Regions from separate parts of the Homo sapiens genome. Here region 1 is linked to region 2. Evidence: chromatin contacts called from ENCODE Hi-C data. All regions are on one chromosome and are shown on one strand. Each heading gives the region's core, a stretch centred on a gene start or an enhancer-like site at or near the end of the contact. The rest is flanking DNA. Distances are from core to core; before and after follow the strand shown. Region 1 overlaps LOC105374976 (a long non-coding RNA gene). Region 2 overlaps LINC03005 (long intergenic non-protein coding RNA 3005).

Evidence for each region. A loop is a pair of places that touch in the nucleus more often than their neighbours do. Pooled maps may share reads with other maps.
Region 1: a loop to region 2 is called in a map of Right ventricle myocardium inferior, with 6 times the contacts of the local background. The contact joins two enhancer-like sites. A Hi-C loop is called at or near these places in 2 of 168 maps with a recorded cell type or tissue (IMR-90 and Right ventricle myocardium inferior) and 4 of 50 pooled maps.

Annotation. Positions count from the first base shown.
Region 1 is chr6:23,443,521-23,447,620 of GRCh38, forward strand. The region is part of intron 4 of LOC105374976 (a long non-coding RNA gene); the gene reads right to left. The region is part of intron 2 of LOC105374975 (a long non-coding RNA gene); the gene reads left to right. Among named protein-coding and RNA genes, the nearest start is that of NRSN1, 680 kb to the right of the region's middle. Within about 2 kb of position 1,994, at least 2 of the 41 ENCODE cell types and tissues checked have a DNase peak (open chromatin) inside an H3K27ac peak, as active enhancers do.
Region 2 is chr6:22,666,482-22,670,898 of GRCh38, forward strand. LINC03005 (long intergenic non-protein coding RNA 3005) reads right to left here. Exons shown (of 3, transcript NR_134614.1): 2 at 514-558. The region is part of intron 3 of LOC102724736 (a long non-coding RNA gene); the gene reads left to right. Among named protein-coding and RNA genes, the nearest start is that of LINC03005, 49 kb to the right of the region's middle. Within about 2 kb of position 1,995, at least 2 of the 41 ENCODE cell types and tissues checked have a DNase peak (open chromatin) inside an H3K27ac peak, as active enhancers do.

The DNA.
Region 1 (4,100 bases), core at 744-3,243, 780 kb after region 2:
CACCCATGCTAGGAGTATAATATTGTTATATATACACAGGCAAGAGGGCATGGGACACTATCTAATTAACCAAGTAATTGGGATTAAAGTGTGAGAAAGTGAGTAAAGATGGAAAGCTAAGAGGAGAAGCCTGAGTGATTATTTGCTTGAGGCTTGTAAACCCACTATTGACTTACTTGGTGGCTAGCCTAGGCCAGAGAAAACTCAGTGTGCGTGTGGAGCTCCATATGGAATCAAGCAGCTAAGAAGCACTGAAAGTTTTCTCTGTGCCAAGAACTGAGGTAAGCATTTTATCTATATAGTATCATGTAAACCTCATGGCAACCCCATTAAATGCTATTGTTATACTATCTTTATACCAGTTAATCAGATGAGAACTCAAGTCTGAAATAATAGCTTAAGCAATGTCATATGTGTAGTAAGTGCTGGGGTCAGGACTAAAATCTTATTTTGCATGACTTCAGAATCTATGCTTTTGATTCTGGATCCTGTTTATGCACCTCTTTGGGCTGTATAAATGATGACAGCACTGCTTTCCATTCATAAATTTTTTTTTTTATAAATTCAATCATTGACAGATTTAATTGTCCTAAAAATACTTTCATGCAGAGGTGTCTAACCAATGTCCTGAGCTGCCTGTTTAGGGGCTACCCGATTCATACTGACTTTGGTGATAAGTTTGTGTCCGTTGCCCTCCACAGAAGGCCTTTTTGCCATCTTCTATTATCTCCAATTCCATTCTTATTAAATAGGGACATCTCTTCCTGCAGGTTTTGCTTTTACAGTATTTTGTGAATATGAAGGATTCTGTTATTTTCAATCATTTCTGATCTACTGATCCTGGATGTAAAGAAAGAGCCAAAGGAATTGATGTCAATAAAACTGAGGTCAATCTAGAAGTGTTCAGTGTTCATAGTACATGGTAATTGCCATAAAATCCTCAGTGCTCACAAGAATACTTTAAGAAATCTCCAAATTAAAATTGAAGAAAAGATAGAGACTAAGTTGGGAAATATTATAAAAGGCAAGATGAGAGAACTTGTGTGCTTTTGTTTTGTTTATGTTAATATTACATATAAACCTAGGTAGAAAATACAGCCCCTCTGAGCTAGGATGAAGGCATCAAGAACTTCCCCTTTCAGCAGCCCTCAAGGGAGGGACATGAAGTGGGGAGGATCTGCTTGGCAGGGGTAACAGTTTTATTACTGACACTGTTAGAATGGCTGGTGCATGGTCATAATAAAAACCAGACCTATTTTAGTGAGGTTTACTGTCATTTTAAAATTATCTACAGACAATGTACCTCCTTATTGCCTGTACTGGGGTGTCCCACTCCTCCCAACCTCCCCACCATATGCCACTGCCCATGTAATGCTAGAAGAGGTCAGGACCTCAATATCATGTCCCATGATTACTTGAGCAAGCCAGTCTACATCTTCTGTATAACACAGGAGAACCCAAGGGTGACACATAAACAATGGGCCCACTATGGGTGACAAAGATATGGAATTCTACAATATTTAACATATAAGTTTTAAAAACATTTAGAAATAATTTTCCATGAGAATTTCTACAGTAAACATTCTAAGATTTCAGTATTTTCTTCTGAGTCACACTAATTATTGAGTCTGCTTTACTCTGGACATTGGAATATATGGAAACATTATTGGCGAGGGGTAGAAGGCAAGGAGCAGTTGTCACCGGGAAAGGTTAATTGTGTATTTCTCTTAGTGGAATGATTTAGAGAGTTTAGGAAAAGAGCATGTGAATATAGCAACCTCCCTACCGTATACACTGTTTCTGATCAAAATTAATGAGTTGTGATCAAGTCAGATAAATGAATAGCTAACTAATTTTTTTTTAAAGTTCTTCACTGTTCCCTCCAAGTTGGAAAATGCATCTACTTAAGTACACCAACACAATCCAAGAAACTGTCAGCAGGGATTATCAGGGCAGCCTCTTAAGATTTGACCCATTGCCCAGGAGTCCACACATGACCTTGATCTCCCCGGTCAAACAATGTCTATAAATAATGCACTAAGCATTTTCACATGTGGGGTGAGCAACATTCTTCATATTTGCTCATGAATTCACATTGCTTCTTATGACGCTGCTTCAGTTTTCTGTGTAGTTATCTTTAAAAGGTTGATTACATGCTTTCCTTTAAAATGAGAGCATTGTGTCTGTGAATTTCAATATAAAGCCTAGGGCTGTGAACTGGAAGAGGAAAAAAAATAATAACATTCCAGTAACATCAAGTTAAATGTTTGATGAGTTTGTTTTGATAAAAACAGTTTATGTTTTTACTACTTTACATGTAAAATGAATGATTGCCAATCAGAATAGAGCCATTATTTTTGCATCTCGTTCTTAGATGGTTCTCAGTAGGGCATTCTGGAAGTCTGGATTAGCTGTCCAAGAATATTTTACAGAAGCTAAATTTGTCTCCTTCCAAATCATCTGCAAACCTCCAGGTTTACACAAAAACAATGAAAAGGGTTCTTCATTGTATTAGGAGCTTTTGAGTTGGTTTTGTTTTCCTTCCAGTTATTCTACTCCCTGTTAGTGGGCAATATACATAGGGCTGTGAGCTTTCATCTGACCATCTCCGTCTAGAAAATCCAGGTTAATGTTGCATAAAAGCATAGCCAATCTGCTGGAAGAAACATAGGATTTCAGAAAAGAATAAGCTAATGGCATGACTGAATTCTTTTCTTTTCTCAGAAATACACTTTTACCTTACCACTTAAGCTTAGACTTTTGGCTCTAACAAATTTTCTTTTGTAATGAAACTATATCTATCTGAAAAACAACCATAACAAACAAAGAAACAAAACAGAGACTGGCCCCCGTACCCGCTACACACAAAAAAACTCACAATGCCTGAATTTTCTATATCATTTAACACATTTTTTTCATTACCAGCTTTAATTGTATATCAGCTTTTCTGAATGAACCTTGTACAAAATGAAGGGATTTTATTTGCATGTTTTATTCCATATTGCTATGGACAAGAAAAGATTGTAATGGGGGAGGGAAGATGTAAAATGGACTCTTCAAACTGGGGTATTACTGCCATCTAGTGTGATGCACTGTAACCCAGAGGGGAAGGAAAAGATGATCTGAGACAATCCAATCTGAAATTGTAGGAGTTTGAGGGAGGGAAGAGAGCACTTCTCCGAAGAAATAGCCACCACCCTCCCGCATTCACCATGTAATGAATTCTTTCTCTACAAAAGCATTAGTATGTGGTCAAACAATACAAAGCAGTCTGTTTTGCCCAGCAAAATGGAGAAACCCTGGTCAATTCTAAAAGCAAGTTCTTTATGAGAAGGCACGTCCCAACTGTAAAGGTTGTTAAACGGCAGGAATGATTTATTCAAAGGAGGGATGGCCATATCCTTTGAAAACAGTCCAGATAGCCATATGTCTACTGCTTTCTGTAAGGACAGTCACGTTTGCACAGAGACAGGCAGACAGTCTTGATGGCATCTTTGTTCCCTTTCAAGCTTTCTGATTATATATAACAAAAATAATATTTGTTATTTATGCCCATAAGTGGTTCATAATATATGTGTTGCCCACAGAAATATTATATTACTGAAGCCCCACCATGTAGGATTGTAAAAATTAAACCTAATCACAAACATGGGGCAAGATACATGAAATTCTAGCCCAATACATGTATTTATTTTTGCTTCACATGGCACAAGATATATATATATATATATTACATATATATATATAAGGACGGAGCGATGAGGGGAGTAGTATCTTCTTTCTGTAACCCTCCATAGTCCTCCTCCCCTGCCAAAGTTTTGTTTGGTTCTGGCACAGATTCAGTGAGGTATTAGCTGGTACCTTTGTAGCTAATAGCCAGCACTGATTCTTCCATTCACCATAGGACAATTCTTCAATTCTTTATTTCACTAACTGTAACTCCCACTACCCCCACTAACATACACGCATTATCATTCCCATCCTGCGGGGGTTTGTGATTTTAGAAGCTAAGGACTTTGGTGCCCTGGTTATATTTGAAATCTGTGACTTTAAAAGCTCAAAAGGCAGAAACCTGCAGGGATAATGAGAGCTAATTTAAA
Region 2 (4,417 bases), core at 745-3,244:
ACGCATTTTAATTTTAAATCTGCATTGAATAAAAAACTCTGAAAACACAGAGCAAGTTATAAATTCAGGAAGAAATGATTTCCAGGACTCTCTTTCTAAACAGAATGCATTAAAGTAGCTGGAAAATTGTCCATTGTAGAGCTAAACAAAGATGCTTCATTTCTCATCCCTTTCCATTAAGTGAGAAAATAGAGCACGCCAACCAAAGAAATCAAAAATAACTCTCCTCAGCAAGCTTAAGGAACATTTTCCACAGCTTAGGTCATTGGTCATTGGGATCAAATGAGAGGAAATTTTGAGCATTCCACCCAGAGCTCATGGTGGGGTCCACAGTGTGTGTGGATATAGACAGCATGCATTTGTGAGAAATCAGCCTCAGAATGTGCTTGTCAAAGCCAATTTAAAAATATTCTATCACACTGTTAGGAAACACCTCATTATGAGAAGGAACTCTGCTTTGGGGTGGTTGGTATAAACAAACACAACGTTTTAACTTTATAGATTAATGCATACCTGATATTTTGTATAATACTTTAAAGACCGGGTATCTTAGGAGATCTGAGAACATAGAAACCAAGAAACATATTAACTCCTGTAATGGAAATGCATAAAACATAAACTTAATAAGCACCAAGCTACAATGTATTTTTGTGCCTGGATTATCCAATTGAGATATTTACATATATTAAAGTTACTGTCAGTTCTCCATATCACTTTTGTGCTTATAAATCCGGTGAAAAAGGGGCCCAGGCATTAATATATTATTTATTCACTTATTTGCAAGATGTATCTAGCACATAGCCTTTAAATAGCTAACAGCATTGTGTCTGGGCACTCTGCACTTGCAATATTTAACATTAGGTCCTTGGTAACAAGCAAGTAAGTGGGGGATTGTTCCGACTTGTTCGAGTATTGTGGCCATGTGGAGGGATAAAACAATTTGGATTTATTGGAATGAATTCCAATTAGAAAATAAAAGAGTAAACCATGACATGGTTCAAACATTTCTAATTAATATTCTGATGAACGATAATTCTGTGTCCCTAAAGATACTAAATTCATGTTAATATTGGATATAACAGCCCATTGAGACACTATCCTTGGGTGGAATTGACACTGATCACATTTCAAGGTAGGTTTATGGTCAGGTAACAAAATGTTTATGCACTCATACACAGCAATAGCAGAAAAATTCTACTTTCTTTTTTTTTTTCTGATAAGAAGAAACCTCCCAGGACGTATCTGTGGCCCCTTGAGAGCTTCTGGTTGTTTTTCACGTCTGCCTGTATTCACTTCTTCCCTCCATTCCTTCTCTGAATGATCTGTAGGTAAATACCTCAAAATTATTCACAGCATTGTAGTCTCAGCACTGTATTGCTATAGGATGTCATGCTGGGTTGAAGGGTGAGATTTTAGAGGCACAGGGGAATGAAACAAGGTGGCCAATATCACATAGGCAGTTAGTGAGCAGAGGAACCCTCTGAGTTCCTTCCTTCTTGTGGTCATTAGGGAGTGAACATGGACTTGGTTTCAATTAAGGCTTGTGCTGACATCCAATGTCTATTGAAGGACTTTGTGCATATTGCACAATGCTCTTCCGGTTGGGATAGCTTCCTCTGTGTTAGGTGACCCAGTATCCTACTGGAGTCTTTCCTCCAAAATGGGTGGGAAGCAGAGGGTTTTTGTTTGTTTGTTTGTTTGTTTTTTTGTTTCAAGTATATAAGGGAAGAAATCCACTGTTCCTAAAGGAGAAGAGAATTCCTATTCCCAAGTATTTCTTGCAGAGAGAAACACATGTCCACTGGGCTGCTGAGCTCAGGTACTCTGTGAAAGGGAGCTGGGAGTTTGGGCCTTATCCTCAAAGAATAATCGAAAATACTTGCACTCTGCACTGGGTGATCTCACAGTCCTCTCTATCGGTATCTCTGTGGATATGGCTCTTCAGAATCTGCCAGCACCTTGGAAGGACTTCAAACCACATCTTTTCAGCAATGACCTGAGTTTACATGGTCTCTCTGTGACAGCAGCCAAGTGATCTGGCCCGGATTTTTGTTCCATGCCTGAACTCATTCTTTGCTGATAAAGTTAAACCTATTCTGATTGCCTATTTTTGCATCTTGTGCATTCCACAGGGAATTCCACAAGTTCAGGATAGCTCTCACTCAGTACTGCTCTATTTGAAAATGCTACATGGAATCCTGGTTACCACCACCAAGGCTTGTACATCTCTGCCTGTTTTCCTGAAAATTGATCTCCCAACTCATTTTGCCAGGTCATCTAGTTTTGTTCTGAGGTTAAATGTACTCAAAGTAAGAAGAGATATTTTCCCTCTGTATTTATTAGATGAAAGTATTGTGGCCGAAGACATGTCCTGGGGACACACTTTCCTGCTACCCCTTCCCCTTCCTGGTGCACGTCTGCTCTGAAGCACACAGCACACTGTAACACTGCAACATGTCAGAAGGAAGCTGTAATGAGGTGTGATAAGGCCTAGTTCCAATCCTGTATTTAACTCCCCGTTTGCATTTAGGTAAATCTTTAAAATCTCTTTAAACTGCAGGTTCCTCATATCAAGCTCAAGGAGATGTCCAGTGTACTGTGTGGGCAATATATGTAAGAGTGTTTAAAAACATTTTAAAAGGCAGATTAGTACAAGTATAGAGTAGTTTTTGACATAGAGTGGTATACGGCAGTTATAGAACAGTCATTGCTTTTCATTTTGTCTGTCTTTCCTCTCCTTCTTTTTATTTCTGCTGGCTCATCCCTTTTTTCAACTTGCTTGAATTAGTGACATCCAGCTATACATCAGGTATATGGCAAGTCCTGGGAATTGAAGATTAATAACACAGCTCTCTATTCTTCAATAGCTTATAACCCCATCATAGAGACCCACCAAACCAGTGATTACCCTGTGAACACCCTGACAAGGGCATCTAAATGAGCTGTTAGCATCAGACAAGTCTTCCTGGATGAGTTGATATTTCAAATGAGGTTTGAAGGAAAGGATGCAGGAGATAACAAGTTGAAGAAGAAATTGTTCCCATTAAAAGAAAATGGTGCATACAAACGCTCGTGGATAACACAGCATTAAGTATTTGGGAACCTAAATCAGCTGGCATTGCAGCAGCACAATGTATTGGAGAGACAGGGCCGGGAATGAGGCTAGAATGATGGTCAGGGCCCTCACCAGTGATATGAAAAATCTTAGTCTTTATCCAAGGCTTAAACAATGACTTGTTTAAGGAGAGATCAAATCTGTGTCTTGCATGTGTGCATGCCTGTGGGTTGTGGGGACCAATTGCCATATAATATTTTTCATTTTGAGATGATCCATTTGTACTCTCTATCCTCAAATATATAAATTAACTGGTTCGGTGATGTCCTTCAAGGTGATTGAAGTTTTAATCCATCATAAAATGAGAGTAATTTGAATTTCTTAAAATTGGTAGGTGTTTCAGTGGCCTGGCTTGAATTAGTGATTTGATTAAAATCCAAATGTGAGGAAATAGAACTTCACACTCCCAAACCACAAGCACAATAGCCATTCAATTGGACTCATTAGGGCAGTTGTAGTCATTATGTCATGGGACAAATAGGTGTGGTGACTAACTTAAATGACCATTCATGGCATTTATTTTAAAAGAACTGAATTTGAAAAACACTTGTAATGGCTCACTCAGTCATGAATAAAGACACATTAATTTTCACTTAACAAAATATTTAATTCCCTTAAATAATTTCAAAATAAAATGCAGCCATCATGATGAAAAATGGCCCTCCAAAAATAATGATGATTAGGATTAGATATTAATCATGATAGAGATTATGGACCATCACATTACTTTGCTCAATATATTGACTCTGCTCTGTCAATTTCTAGGCTTTCCATATTTTTTAGCTATTCTGATGGTAAAAATTAATTTATGGAAATTAATTTATATCTAAATGAAAGTAAACCAATTAACAATAGGAAGCTTTTAAGGGAAAGGTTTTTAATTATTGCCAGTGTTATTTTTAAAGGCTTGTGATTTCTATTAAATTTTTCCAACCCCTGTTTCTGTAATTTATTGGTGCTAAAGACAGTATTTTATTAATTCAGCAATGAAGATTCATTGTATGTTCTGTACTCACAAATTATTTGGTTTTCTTTCTCCTTTTCCTTCCCTTCCTCTTTTTCTACCTCTTTCTTCTTTTACTATTCATTACATGTAATCTTTTTTTACCCCCATACAATCTTTGGCACTGATTTTTGTCAAGCTTTTGGACAAACGCCTCTTCTTGCTTATTTTTGGATACAGAGTTTCACCCCATGGGAATTAATTTCCTGACCTCTCCTGACTTTTAATAACTAACACACCCACTCTAACCGACATCTATCCAGTTACAGTCTATTCATAATCTTGGAAATTAGTTGAGA